2 separate regions of the Homo sapiens genome follow, and region 2 is linked to region 1. A link is a loop called in an ENCODE intact Hi-C map of the cell type or tissue named here. Cell type or tissue: heart left ventricle. All regions are shown on one strand.

Evidence for each region. Peaks named below come from ENCODE experiments on the same cell type or tissue, not always from the same donor. Only the 100,000 strongest peaks of a DNase experiment are listed, where the experiment ranks them.
Region 2: a loop joins it to region 1, with 4 times the contacts of the local background. A loop is called at or near these places in 2 of 110 quality-filtered maps.

What each region holds. Positions count from the first base shown.
Region 1 is chr3:4,024,971-4,032,970 of GRCh38, reverse strand. LOC102723512 (a long non-coding RNA gene) reads right to left here. Exons shown (of 3, transcript XR_007095788.1): 2 at 4,919-4,977. Among named protein-coding and RNA genes, the nearest start is that of LRRN1, 230 kb to the right of the region's middle. In heart left ventricle, no CTCF peak of the experiment used is centred here; a DNase peak (open chromatin) is centred at 3,690.
Region 2 is chr3:4,286,694-4,294,693 of GRCh38, reverse strand. It overlaps a transcript of SUMF1 not described here. Among named protein-coding and RNA genes, the nearest start is that of SETMAR, 13 kb to the left of the region's middle. In heart left ventricle, CTCF peaks have their summits at 4,016 and 4,217; no DNase peak of the experiment used is centred here.

The DNA of each region.
Region 1 (8,000 bases):
ACTGAATTTTCTCAGTGTCTCTATTTCATTGTTCCCATTTTACAGATGATAAAAGAGAGGCCTAGTGAGGTTAAATAACTTGCCGAGGGTCCAATTGATGGTAAGTGGTGAAGCCAGGAAACAAATCTAGGGACTTTGCTTATAGAATATGCTTAGTTTAGAACTATACTACATTGGGCTTATAAGATGAGCTCTAGTACCAGGGCCAGGAATCCCTTTTCTGTGTTTATGACCTTGGAAAACTGAAAAGGAGAAAAAGACTGGCTTGGATTTAACAACTTGGGAGATTTAATTTCCCACAGAAGGTCAGAGAGCCAAACAAGAGCTCTCAAGTCTGTCTCAAAGATGTATGTTTCTGACCAAGTCTTTTTGACGTAGGGCACGAACACCATCTTATTGCTCATTTCGCAACTTTCTCTCAATTTCAGACCTTTTCCATTCTAACTTTCTCACCGCCGAAACTCACAGGAAGTTGGAGGAAACATTATTAGGAACAAGAATTTACCTCAGCAGATATATAGAATACCTCATAGGGTTACATCTATTACCTATTTAATACTTACCCTGTGATAAATACCTTACTTAGTGACCCTGTAGGTAGACACTATTAACAGGCGGAGCTTACAGACAAGGAAACTGAGACACTGATAAGCAAACTTGTTGGAATTTCACTCTTGGCAGCCTGATGCCAAACCACTACACTCTGTGATCACTGTAATCTTCTCTTATCAGATGAAAATATTTGTATCTTTTTTTTCCTGCTCTTAGTAATTTCCATACTTTGCCTTTAACTGAGCTATCTGATACCAGACATCTTGGCATTCAGGCTGCTCTCCTATGTCCATCTGGATGCTATGATAATAGAGCCTCCATACCTCTAGGCCAGGCAAAGGAGAAAATAATTTTAAAACAAGGAGTTTGCAGACTATCACCTGGTGGCTCTGTGATTTGGTTTCTCTGTGTCCCTACCCAAATCTCATCTTGAATTGTAGCTCCCATAATCCCCACATGTTGTGGGAGGGACCTGGTGGGAGGTAATTGAATCATGGGGGGTGAGTTCCCCCACACTGGTCTTGTGGTAGTGAATAAGACTCACGAGGTCTGATGGTTTTATAGGGGGAAACGCTTTTCGCTTGGCTTTCATTCTCTCTTTGCTGGCCTCTATGTAAGATGTCCGTTTGTTCTTCCTTGCTCTTGTGCCATGATTGTGAGGCCTCCCAGACATGTGGAACTGTGAGTCCATGAAACCTCTTTTTCTTTATAAATTACCCAGTCTTGGGTATGTCTTTATCAGTAGAGTGAAAACAGGCTAATACATTCTGTTTTTTTCATATATAAATGCAAGGTATATTCATATATTATATATATTTTATATATATATATTATATATATATTATATACACACACACACACACACACACACACATACTCCTCTCCCTCTATATATATATATGTATGTGTATATATATATGTATGTGTATATATATGTATGTATATATATGTATGTATGTGTATATATATATACATACATACATACATATATATATTCCATTAGCTCTGTCCCTCTAGAGAACCCTGACTAATACATTTGGCATGTTTTAATTTGTTTAATCTACTCAATATCTATTGGGGTAGTTGTTGCTATTATTTCCATGTTAAAAGTAAAGCTAATTTACTTCTTCAAGGTCATGCATCTGGTAAGCTTGGGACTAGGTTTTAACCCAGGCTATTTGACTCTTAGGACTGCATCCTCACCTAAGACTCAATAGCATTATTTCCATTCTGTAGCTGAGCTAATTAAGATCCAGAGTGAAATTAAGGTTTGTTATAGGCCACCCAGGTGGCAATTCTAGGACTCTGACCAAGTTTTCTGCCTTCTATTTGGAGGCAGTAATGATACATCAGAATTATATGGAATCAGAGAGAGAGTTCAATTCACATCATGGATCTGTTGGACAATAAACTTGAGGCCTTGGGTAAATCATGGATATTCTCTAATCTTTAACTGACTCAGGTAAAAAATGGGGGCAATCATACCTATTTCCTTAGGTTATCAGCAGAATGGAGATAATGCTTGTAAAATGTCTTGCATGAAGTGAGTAAACAATAGCTGTTATTATCAGTCAGTGTTCTTTCCACTACACCAGCTGCCTCTCTAGAAATAATTGAGCAACTCTCAATTATTTTTAGCATGAGCCATAGGCTGTTGGCAGGCACTACCTGATAAACCAACATCAGCATAGGGGAAAGGCTCAGAGATATGTCCCAGACCTGAGAAATACAGTGGCTGAGACTAGGATACCTAGTAAGGTTCCAGTGAACTTGATATATCTAACGCAGTCAAAGCTGAGAATTGGGGCTTATTAATAAGCTTCATCCTCTTTCCTTAGCTGTTTTCCTAGATGAGTTTCTGGTAAACAGGATTGCTCATTATCTTTTCTGGTGCATATAAGCTCCCTCCTATAAGATGAGATTCCAAAGGCAGTTCTGGAAAGCTGAGCAAAATGTGGTGTTGAGGAAGTGGTGAAGGCTGAAGATTGTTCTTTGTGTCACATTATAAGTATTGGAGTAGATTACTGAAATACATATTGGTGGTTAGTTTCTAAAGCACGATCCCTTGAATGAACATTGATGTGCCCCAGAAACAGAGTTCTGTTCAGAATGATTTATGGTCCGTGGTGCTATGGTGTGATCTGAATTACCTTTGAAAGGAAGAGCAGATATCAAATGAATTTAGAGGATAGAAATAGGTGGATAAGCATAAACGCAGAAATGTTCCAGGTTTCTCAGTTCCTTGCAAGGAGACTTTTGGGGCATACCTGAAGCTCTACTACCTGACACTTACTGGCACTGAAGGTTAAACTGTAGAAATGTGTGAATTGTCTGCTCCCTTCTGAGGTTTGTGTATTTCTCTTTCCGCCAGTCTTTCCCTCCTAAAAAAGGAAAAAAACAAGAGGAGTAGAAGGAGGCTCAGAAATAGTGACATCTAGCCTGTCTTGGTGGCTGCTTTTCAATAACATGAACTAACGTACAGCTCTTTTAGATGTGTTAGGCATCTCAGGCAGAAGAAATGATCAAGTCCGTCATATCCAACTTGATTTTTTTTTTATCGAAATGAATTCCAAAAAGCCGTCCTGTTGGTAAGGTAGGTACCTCTATAAGCTCTGGACTCAAGTGGATCTACCTATCTCTAAATCCTACCTCTGTCACTTAATAGCTATAAGTCTATGGGAAAGTTACCTTATTTCTCTAACCCACAGTTTCCACATCTGTAAATTGGCAATAATCATAGTGCCTATCTATTACATAGGCTTATTATAAAGATTAAAGATTAAATTAGAAATATACTACTTAACAATATCTAGTCTGTAGTACACATTCGGTGTTATCTCCTGCCCCAATTCTATGGATGTATTAATCTTGGCAAGTTACAATGGGACTAGTTTATTCTACTTTTCTTGTAGGGTTAGTATTTAATAAAAGGTCAACCTTCACTTCAGAAGACAGAGCTTTAGCCAGGCCCAGCGAGGCAATACCCAGAACAGTGTTTGGAGCCAAGGAGAAGGAGAGACAGCATTAGGTGTTGACAAGCCCCTTAGGTATCTCCTGGCTCAGTCGCCTGGAGCAGGAGGTTCAGAGAACGTCATAGGCAACTGCTCTTACTCCTAGCCTGCTGCCGGGGCAGGCGGGAAACAGAAAGCTCGAGCCAGCCAGATTGCAGGTGCAAAAGCCACTGGAGACAGGAGCCCATTCCAAAGCTGCCTGGCACAGCTGTTTAAAATGAAGGTCGGCCAAATTCTGAGGCATCACCTCTATTGCTCTTGAAGAGAAACAAACCAACAAAAAAAGTAGACTTGAGAAACATGAATGTTTGATTTGGCCTTTCAAGGTGGTCAACTAGGGTGCTTTGAAACTATAGAATTAGACTAAATGTAAGTACAAACTCTGCTTTTACAGAGGGGGACACACAGAACCAGAGACGGAGATGAACTGTCCCATTCCACATAGCCATTGGTGCAGAGTCAGCCTGTGGCCTGAATCTCTGGACTCTGGCTTCTGTTACACAGCACTGCTGGCCAATTCCTCTTGGAAATTTGAGGGATACAAGTCATGCAAGAATCTAATATACTGAGTTTCTTAATAGTAAGTTTATGAAAAATAAGAAGCATAAATATGTTTCTCTATGATCTTCTAAATCTCCTAGATGGGCAGGATTTAGCTTACCCAAATCTGGACCTTTATAGCTTAAGAATGGTTTTTCTGGAAGCAAATGAGGGAGCAAACACAATACTTTTTATGTTTTTACCTTTGCTTGGCTTTTGAAACTTGTAACAGGTATCGCTTTAAAAAAAACCTTCTTTTTTAACACAGGAAAATAATATGCTTTCCTTTATATGAAAAGGTGGTACAGGTGATGCTGTTCCCCTGAAGGATGAAGCTGAGCTGCTTTTTGGAGTGGTGTTGATGGATTTGATAAGTGTACAGCACCATTATTTCACTGGCCCCTATTGTAACCAAGAATGGACATTTGCAAGAAAGCAAGCCCAGGTGGGGAGTGCATGCCTGGTCCACAAAAAAAGCTGAGCTAAGTGTGTCTGGCTGGGGATTCAACCCTTAACCTTAGATTCCTTAGCACGAGATTCTAACAGCTGAGCTGTAAGCATTCTTCTCAAGTGTTACAGTTAAACACCCACATGCCCCATCACACAATGCTGAATCCCTACAGATCAGTTAAACAGACACTGTTCCTACCAGAGACAATGAGAGATCAAACTGCCCAAAACAACCAGGCAAACAAGCACACTGTTTTGCATCTTTCTACTTTCAAAGAACCTTGGACAGCAAGTAAGCACTTTCTAACTTACCCAAATTCAGGGTCATTAAAACATGGCATTTATACCTCTTCTATTAAACTTACCTAAATGACTTGATAGAGATCTTGGAGAATAAGGATGTGTCCTCCAGAGCATTAGAGCCCTATAAAAATATAATGTAATTCAAACATGTGAACTACATTTGTAATTTTAAATTTTCTAGTACATATATTATTTAGGGTGAAAAGAAACAGGTGAAATTATTTTTAAAAATATATATTTTGTCCTGAATGGTAATGCCTAGGTTTTCTTCTAGGGTTTTTATGGTTTTAGGTTTAACGTTTAAATCTTTAATCCATCTTGAATTGATTTTTGTATAAGGTGTAAGGAAGGGATCCAGTTTCAGCTTTCTACATATGGCTAGCCAGTTTTCCCAGCACCATTTATTAAATAGGGAATCCTTTCCCCATTGCTTGTTTTTCTCAGGTTTGTCAAAGATCAGATAGTTGTAGATATGCGGCATTATTTCTGAGGGCTCTGTTCTGTTCCATTGATCTATATCTCTGTTTTGGTACCAGTACCATGCTGTTTTGGTTACTGTAGCCTTGTAGTATAGTTTGAAGTCAGGTAGTGTGATGCCTCCAGCTTTGTTCTTTTGGCTTAGGATTGACTTGGCAATGCGGGCTCTTTTTTGGTTCCATATGAACTTTAAAGTAGTTTTTTCCAATTCTGTGAAGAAAGTCATTGGTAGCTTGATGGGGATGGCATTGAATCTGTAAATTACCTTGGGCAGTATGGCCATTTTCACGATATTGATTCTTCCTACCCATGAGCATGGAATGTTCTTCCATTTGTTTGTGTCCTCTTTTATTTCCTTGAGCAGTGGTTTGTAGTTCTCCTTGAAGAGGTCCTTCACATCCCTTGTAAGTTGGATTCCTAGGTATTTTATTCTCTTTGAAGCAATTGTGAATGGGAGTTCACCCATGATTTGGCTCTCTGTTTGTCTGTTGTTGGTGTATAAGAATGCTTGTGATTTTTGTACATTGATTTTGTATCCTGAGACTTTGCTGAAGTTGCTTATCAGCTTAAGGAGATTTTGGGCTGAGACGATGGGGTTTTCTAGATAAACAATCATGTCGTCTGCAAACAGGGACAATTTGACTTCCTCTTTTCCTAATTGAATACCCTTTATTTCCTTCTCCTGCCTGATTGCCCTGGCCAGAACTTCCAACACTATGTTGAATAGGAGCGGTGAGAGAGGGCATCCCTGTCTTGTGCCGGTTTTCAAAGGGAATGCTTCCAGTTTTTGCCCATTCAGTATGATATTGGCTGTGGGTTTGTCATAGATAGCTCTTATTATTTTGAAATACGTCCCATCAATACCTAATTTATTGAGAGTTTTTAGCATGAAGGGTTGTTGAATTTTGTCAAAGGCTTTTTCTGCATCTATTGAGATAATCATGTGGTTTTTGTCTTTGGCTCTGTTTATATGCTGGATTACATTTATTGATTTGCGTATATTGAACCAGCCTTGCATCCCAGGGATGAAGCCCACTTGATCATGGTGGATAAGCCTTTTGATGTGCTGCTGGATTCGGTTTGCCAGTATTTTATTGAGGATTTTTGCATCAATGTTCATCAAGGATATTGGTCTAAAATTCTCTTTTTTGGTTGTGTCTCTGCCCGGCTTTGGTATCAGAATGATGCTGGCCTCATAAAATGAGTTAGGGAGGATTCCCTCTTTTTCTATTGATTGGAATAGTTTCAGAAGGACATAGGCGTGGGCAAGGACTTCATGTCCAAAACACCAAAAGCAATGGCAACAAAAGACAAAATTGACAAATGGGATCTAATTAAACTAAAGAGCTTCTGCACAGCAAAAGAAACTACCATCAGAGTGAACAGGCAACCTACAACATGGGAGAAAATTTTTGCAACCTACTCATCTGACAAAGGGCTAATATCCAGAATCTACAATGAACTCAAACAAATTTACAAGAAAAAAACAAACAACCCCATCAAAAAGTGGGCGAAGGACATGAACAGACACTTCTCAAAAGAAGACATTTATGCAGCCAAAAAACACATGAAGAAATGCTCATCATCACTGGCCATCAGAGAAATGCAAATCAAAACCACTATGAGATATCATCTCACACCAGTTAGAATGGCAATCATTAAAAAGTCAGGAAACAACAGGTGCTGGAGAGGATGCGGAGAAATAGGAACACTTTTACACTGTTGGTGGGAGTGTAAACTAGTTCAACCATTGTGGAAGACAGTGTGGTGATTCCTCAGGGATCTAGAACTAGAAATACCATTTGACCCAGCCATCCCATTACTGGGTATATACCCAAATGAGTATAAATCATGCTGCTATAAAGACACATGCACACGTATGTTTATTGTGGCACTATTCACAATAGCAAAGACTTGGAACCAACCCAAATGTCCAACAATGATAGACTGGATTAAGAAAATGTGGCACATATACACCATGGAATACTATGCAGCCATAAAAAATGATGAGTTCATGTCCTTTGTAGGGACATGGATGAAATTGGAAACCATCATTCTCAGTAAACTATCGCAAGAACAAAAAACCAAACACCGCATATTCTCACTCATAGGTGGGAATTGAACAATGAGATCACATGGACACAGGAAGGGGAATATCACACTCTGGGGACTGTGGTGGGGTCGGGGGAGGGGGGAGGGATAGCATTGGGAGATATACCTAATGCTAGATGACACATTAGTGGGTGCAGCGCACCAGCATGGCACATGTATACATATGTAACTAACCTGCACAATGTGCACATGTACCCTAAAACTTAGAGTATAATAAAAAAAAAAAAAAAAAATATATATATATATATATATATATATATATATATATATATATATATATTTTGTAATCTATTTTACTAAAACAATCCCTCCAAACTACTACCATTTTTACATGGAATCAATATAGAAATTACCAATGTTATTATTTTTATTCTAAATCTTCAAAATCTGATGTGTATTTGACATGTATAGTCTGTTCTGTGAAAAGACCACATATGCAAAGTGACCACCAAGCACAGAAGGAGCTGAGAAACCAAAGAATGAGGCAGACAAATCCAGTTTGCTAGTAAAGGGTGATTTACTGGGGAACTTGCCTCATGGTCTTGGGTGGCAGCA
Region 2 (8,000 bases), 260 kb before region 1:
GACAAGAAGAAACCTGGGCAGCCTGACAACTTAGAGGAATTGGTGAAGAGGAGGAAAAAAATGTCAGACACACCAAATTAACATTTGTTGTTGTTGTTGTTGAGACAGGTTCTTGCTCTGTTGCCCAGGCTGGAGTGCAGTGGTACACTCTCTACAACTCAGAGGCTCATTGTACCTCAGAGGCTCACTGCAGCCTCGATCTCTCAGCCTAAAGAAATCCTCCTGCCTCAGCGTCCTTTGCAGCTGAGACTACAGGCACACACTATGATGCCTGGCTAATTTTTTAAATTTTTTGTAGAGATAGGGTCTTGCAGTGTTGCCTGGGCTCGTCTTGAACTCCAGGGCTCAGATGATCCCTCTGCCTTGGCCTCCCAAAGTGCTGAGAATGAATGGACGTGGCCACGTGTAACTACTGAATAGTTGAAATATGGCTAGTGTGACCGAAGAGCTGAATTTCAAATTTATCAATTTTAATTAAATTTGATTTAAATAGCTACGTATAGCTATGGACAGCACATTCCTAGATACTATACTTAAACATTACACATATTTTAAATTTGATCCTCACAACAATTCCACGAAGTAGGCAGTATTAATATCTCCACTGCCCAAGATCTGAGAACTGAAATTCCAATAGATTAGGTATTTTAAAAAATGTATTTCACATGTATGAGTGGTAGGGGTGAATGTGGGCCTAGGTCTGAAACTCTGCCTCTCTGAAGATAAAGTTTCTCACCATTTATGTTTCTAAGCCTTTCCCATATTCAGAGACTACTTTTCTTCTGGCTGCTGTGCAGGAATGAAAGGATTAGAAATCTTGAAATTAGAAAACATAAACAGTTTTTCATCCCATTGGAAAGTATAGTGATTTATATAGTGAAGGGCATTATGTAGCTTGAGAGATGTTTTTACTAAGGGTTGTGCTCTTGGGCTTTGAAAATATAATCACATTAATTAATCTGCCTCAAAGGAAACCTTGATCTCACTGCTGAATATGCTAGTCTTACAGCCTGACTACTTAGAACAGTCTATTAGGCTACTGAAATTTCTGCTTTGTGACATTCGAATGTTATTACTATAATTTTACTAATTGTGAGTTACCTGAGTGAGGGAACTGAATAATAGAAATCTGTTGCATATAAGATTATGTCTCTCTTGGTAGTAATAAAAATGCCGAGGAAATAACCAATTTATAAATGGTCATAGAAGTGATTTCTAATTCTATTCTCTTTATCTTTTCGGGCTTTTAAAAATAAGTGAATGGAGGCAACAAACTGCTCTATGCCTGTGCCACTCAGGAGAGGCAAAATAGGTGGCTCTTTGAACTCCAAAACCTTTTAGCTTCAGAATAGAAAGTCAAGGAAGTTGTGTTTTGGGAAATTGAGCTTTCTTTGCAACAGTGGAATGGATTTTTTCAGTGTCATTCTAATCTAATCATTAGGATTAGAACATATTACATATAATATGTAACTCTTCCACTTCCAGTTACATATTATAACTGCACTATGTGGTTGATGAATGATTGGTCATAACAGGCAGCTCTGAATTCCTTTATCCTGAACCCTGACTCTAGCTTTAATCCCTCAGTTTGAAAGTCTTTCATTTAGTTGTTCATTTAGCTGTTCTCTTATCATTTTAATTTGCAGTTTTTAAAAAAGTCAAGTATTTTCAAACATCTTTGCTTTGTTAGTTTGAGCTCTGGAAGATTAAATTTCACGTTCTGGAACTCACCCATGAGCTTAGCTTAGAAGAACATTGAATATAATTTGTTTTTTACAGAGCCTGGAAATTACAGGGTTAATGACACAGGAAACCACTTCTCACTGCAGATGAAATATGTGTGTCTTTTTTCATCTCTTAGCAAATTAGGTAAAGTTTTCCCCCAAAGAGCATTTTTGTTTTTAGTTGGTAAATTAAACAAGCAGTTCAGATTGCACTTTCCAGACCCTAGATTTTGTAGGTATTTGTTGCTGGGGCTTTTGTCTTAATGAAGTCTGGCAGTACCTGTTCAGATGAAATAGCCAATTTTACCTTTGCTCTGGCACTTAATCCAGCCATCTGCTCTAGCTTTGGCTTTCAAGCACAAAGGGAAAGTACAAAGTATAGCTAACTTGTTGGTGACAGCTGGTGGGTAAAAGAATCATTGTGTTTGACAGTGTCCTTTGGAATAGACCACGAGGTGAATAAAATACAATATATTGCCTCATCTTATAGCTGCCTTTAGGTTAGTTGAAATTTAAATTTCTGACTCACCCACCTTATTTTCACTTCTTAGGCAAAGCCCCTTCTTGTCATGTACTGCATCAGCCATATGTTCTTGGGTAAGGGTATTGTGTAGACCAACACTGAAGTAGAAATTCCACTAAACAAAACGCCTTGCGTTTAATCAATGACTTAAGACATGCTATTCGTTTTAGCCTATGTGTATTTTTAAACTAGAAATGATCATGGACAGTATTTATATATTCTAGGGCAAATGTTCATCTTAGAGAAAAGCCAATACTTTTAATTTTTTTCCTGCATTAAAAAACTGTGCTAATTAATAATTGATAAATAAGGAAAATTTTATTTTTGATCAATAGATTTACATTTGAACAACTGGAGTTTTATTCCAAACATGTTTTTGCAAATAATTAGTTGTTTCAATCTTTGGTTGTACTTTTTAGTGAGCGAATGAAGCTATTGGCTGATCCTCAAACATAGTTAGCTACTGGAAGCAACCTTGTATCTAAAACACCATGTTAGCATTGGGATGAGGTAGCTGAAGTGAGGTGAGAGGAAGAGAAGCTCACAGAAGAGAGTTGGCAAAAGACGTTTGGTGGAAGGTTATTTAAGATAGAATTTATTCTAATCCAGATCAGAGAAGCAGCGAGAGATTATATAGTTGGAAATGTGGCCCACATCAACCCTAAAAGATAAGGACATTTTTTTGCTTCCCTGTTGGAAAGTATTTGGAATTCATGGCAATTTAGTTTTCCACTTTGCACTTGGAAACTTAATTTCGTCTTTCCCCAAAGGTCTATATAAAGAACCCATTTTCTGCCAAGGACCAATCAAACAGGATCATGGAATCACTGATAGAAGTGGTAAAAAGCGACTTCAATTCCTTCCCTTGGAGAAGTATAAAATCCTTATTCACTAAACATGAAACCAAGTTATCTATTATTCACTGCAAACCTTTTCTGGAACAAAGTGAGGCATAAATTATTTATTTTGCATTATGAAATAAAGTGGTAAAAAGAAGGAGAGAGGAAGGCACTTTAGAGTGAGTAAAAATGGAAGAGAAATGCAGGAGACAAGGAGAGAGAGCAGAGATGAGGGGGAGAGAGAGATGGATTTCAAGCAGGAATAAGATGGGAGTCAGGGCAAGCGAAAATATCTGGATTATTTATAATTAAAGAGTTTATGTCTCCTATAATGATCTGGCCTATTGTTAAGCTGGGACTACCATCAGTGTTAACATATCTGAAAATTTCTCATTGAAATTCTTGATTGTCATTTAACAATTGAATGTTTTGAGGATCTGCTACTTGCAGTGCACCATGATAGAGTTATCGGGAATAGTTATTATAATATTTGGCGGACACATACTATGTGCCCGACATTAGACAAAACATTTTATGTGGGTTCTTTTATCCTTAAAAGAGTCCTGTGAGGTAGGCAGTATCACTACCTCTCCTCACTACATATTACTGTAGAGACAATGAGATATGAAGAAGTTAAAGTTGGTCAACAAAGTTTTACAAGTGTTCGGATTTACAGTTGTTTTTTTTCCTGACTTCCATTTTGTAAATGCACCTACCATGGCTAATTTCAAGCTACCAACACTTTAACAACCAGCTTGCAAGCTTTCTGAATGTTAAGCTATTGATGAGAGTAGGTATGAACTGGCTTCAGTACACGTCTGAAGGTGACTGTCCACATATCCTCAAAATACCTACAGTCTAGCAGGGGAGATAAGACTATACAATATGAAGTAGAAAATAAGAAGAACCAGATAAGGCAGCATGGAAATTTAGAGAAGAGATAAGTTTGATTTAGAAGGTTCTATGAGGGGGACATTTAAACTGTATTTTGAGGAGCGGGTAGTATTTGAAGATGTAGATTTGGGGCAGAAGACCTGGAGGGGAAGGGAAAAGCATGAACAGCTGATGTTCCATGTTACCTTCTCGTTCTTAAAATGTGCTTTGGCTCTGTAGCAGCAATACCCTTACGGTCCACAAGGTGGTGTGATAACCCTATCCTTTTGTCCATTTAATTACAAATGATAAAATACCCATTTTGCATAAACTGGACAAGAAGTTTTTACTCTGTTGAAAATGAGGAAAGAGTTAAAAAATGTTTGTAGCAAATTGTGATGAGAAAATTCAGATAAACGTTTTCCTTTGCTGTGATTTGTTTAGACTCACATTTACACAATCTAAGAGAAATTTATGTTCAAGTTATAACGAGTACATAGGCAGTTGTAAAATGACTGAGTGAATATGTTTGACAAAAGATGGAAAATACTGTCTAAAGATGCTAAACTTGGGAATGTGTTTTATTTGTCTGAGAGTTAAAAATTGGGTATGTCTTTTAAGTTTCATTGTGATTAAAAAACCAACCCAGCATAATTTAAATTCATTCACCAGATTGAATGGCTACAGTGTGCCACTCATTATGCCATGTGTGATTTGCCTATTATGCCTTATACCTGGATCTCATATCTAGATCTGCCAATAGTTGCAAAAATGCAACTTAATCAATTATGGAAGACGTTTTGAAATGTTTTGTTGTTTTTGTTGATAACACAATTTATTTGATGCTAGAGTCATTCATAATAAAGAAAGGTTTATTTTTAGCATTTGTTCATGTAGTTATTCAGCGTGTTTATTAAGTACCAACTGTGTGTTGGCCATTGTGCTAGGTGCTATTTTAAATGGTCGTTTAGTTTACAGAGTGCTCTAGCTAGAAACCCTACAACCAGATGCTTTACCCCTTCTGGATGATAGCAACAAAGAAAATGGGTTTAAATTAAGAGAAGGTAGATCCAGTTGACAAAAGGAAAAGAGTACTGTAATGGGTGATGGAGGGTGAGTATGGAGGGGGTTCCTTGTAGGAAATCTATAAGAACAGAATTGATATAATTAAGATATATACTTGCTTGAAGGCAAGGGCTTAAGCTCTGACTCATAGAGCTTCCTATCTTATTTTAGGTCTCTAATTGCTAGTGTAGTAATGTAAGAACACCCTTCAACAGACAGTCTATGTGTGACCGATTTACACCACACTGGCCCAGTGCGGTTCCTTGCTCTTTGGAGCCTCTTTCCTCACCCATAAAATGAGGTTGATAATGCCAGTCTCATAGGATTGTCCTGGAGATTTAACTGAGCAGGAAATACAGGATTTATTTTGGAGTCAGCTTTGTAAGTGCTAAGAGAAGGAGGAGATCCTTGGATTCTTGCTCCTCCCCAAGTGGGACTATCTTGGCCTCCAGCTGCTCTTTCACCTCCAGTCTGAGTTTCTCAGGCTTCCTTTCTGTCACTATCTTCCCCATTTTCCCGAAACCTCGTAGTTGCTTTCAGTGTTGTTCAGTTCTGGTTTGGCTGGGATAGGGTTTAAAATAGCCCTCACTCTGAATGTGATGGCATTACTGCCCACCAGGAGCAAATTATGCTATGTACTGTAGCAGAAAAGGTTGTGTGATAATGAATAAAGAGATGGAGTTGGTAGAAAGAACAACACCACTGTGGGCTTGAGGTCCTTCTTGATTTTCATGGATAAAACAGTAAATAATAAGGAAGTTTAAGAGAACGTTGTGAAGTTCCGAAACCATCTTCCTTTGGGGGCAGAAATTAAATTGTATTTAGAAACAATGGAGGGCTTTGTAGGTTCAATTTTTTTTTTTTTCTAGACAGAGTCTCGCTCTGTTGTTCAGGCTGGAGTGCAAATGACACGATCTTGGCTCACTGCAACCTCCACCTCCCAGGTTTCAAGCAATTCTCCTGCCTCAGCCTCCACTCTGAGTAGCTGGGATTACAGGTGCATGCCACCATGCCCAGCTAATTTTTGTATTTTTGGTAGAGATGGGGTTTCACCATGTTGGTCAGGCTGGTCTCAAACTCCTGACTTTGTGATCTGCCAGCCTTGTAGCTTCTAATTTTTGAGTGGGGTGATTGTATGGCAATACTAAGCTAGGTTAGCGGGTATTCAATTTTTCATACCACTGTAGAGTTAGGAAAGGGAGCTCAACGGGAAGAGCTGTTTCAGGGACAGAGACCCATGATAGTAATTCTTTCAGAATGCTTTTACATCTATCCAAAAGCTTTGGAATATTAATTTTTTTAAAGTAGAAAGACACAGAAAATAATAATTTCTGGTTCTTAATCTTTGCCTAAAGCTGATGACATTTTTGTGCTGTGCCAACAGGGAGATTCTGTCCATGCATAGTTTTTTCCCTTGTCAGTACGTTTGCTTACTGCTCAGATGTATTAACAGAAATTAGGAAACTGGTATCTATGTACCAGTGATGAAGCAATTAAGAACTTCATTTGTATTATTGTATATTCCTCACCTTCCCTAGGTGTTGTCTGGTGAGGTAGTTCTAAATGGTCATAGACCTAGATTGCAGATAGCAGGTGCCTGAACTCTCTGGGGTCATTATTTTGCCTTTGCATGGGATCATCTTTAAATTTTTCATACCACTGTAGAGTTAGGAAAGGGAGCTAAAAAGATGAGCAGAAGAGAAGTATGGATGTCAGAGCAGTAGCATTAATTATCCAAATCTGTGAATTATCAGAAAGCTTACAAAATATTCTATTTCCCTATATTGGAAGATTTACTAATTTACTTTAAGCTTTGCTTGGTTGATAATAATAGAATTTTCTAAGCACAAACAACTAGCTAATGCAGAACTAACAAGATGACAAGGAAAAGCACTATATTCTTTGAATCTGTTGTTCCTAAACTGCACTGAGGCACCTTGGGACTCCAAAGGGAATACTGTAGTATATTTTAAATATTCAAGGGAAACAGTGATATTCAATGTCTGTGCAAATTACTAGCTCTAGGTAGGTCATGGTTTCAACATTAGATTGTGCCACGTTCCTTTTGGTGAGGTCCTATCTTTGTGAAGCTGTGTTTTTGGTAATTGCTGTAATACTAAGCAAATACCAGTGAAAATCAATGTGGAATGAGAAATGAGAGTGACAGCATCCAATCTGATTCCAAAGTTAGAAGGTTGTGCGGTGACCAACAAGCACACACATCCCATTAGTAAGGAAATGTGTGAAAGATTTTTTTTTTTTACAATTTATGTTCATTATTCTTCTAAATGGCTATTTGGAAAATAAATGTTTATTAAGTTTTTTGAATCTTTACTGTGAACAACTGATGTTTTACTGCCTCAATTTCTGAAAGGTTATTTTCTTATTTTGTTAAGTTGCTGGTTCTGAACTTTTTGGTCTCAGGTTCCCTTTATATTCTTAACAATAGTTGAGGACCCCCTGAAAGCTTTGCATTGTGTTGTTCTGTCTACCAGTATTTAACATATTAGGAATTAAAACTGAAAACATACAAGAACTCAGGAACATATAGCACACATTCCATTAGCTGTGAGAAACATGATGTCATGTAGCCTCTGGAAAACACATACACTTGTGAGAGAATGACAGTTACAAGGCAAATGACACTTAAGTATTATTATGAAAATAATTTTGACATTGCAGACCACCTGTAATGATCTCGGGTATCCCAGGCATCCCTGGACCACACTTTGAGAACATTGCAATAGATGGTTTTACAATAACCTAAAACATAAATCCAGGCTGCAGTGATACACCCATTGCATTGTTCTGCAAGTTCTGTGTAAATATTTCATGTCTAAAATGCTTCATAATTTTTATCTATAGTACATAGTTTTACAAGTGTACGTTAGGTGTTCTGTGCTACGATGGTGTTATGATGGATCTTAATGTTTTACATTTGCCTTATTGACACTGATAAAACATCTTTGAACTTAT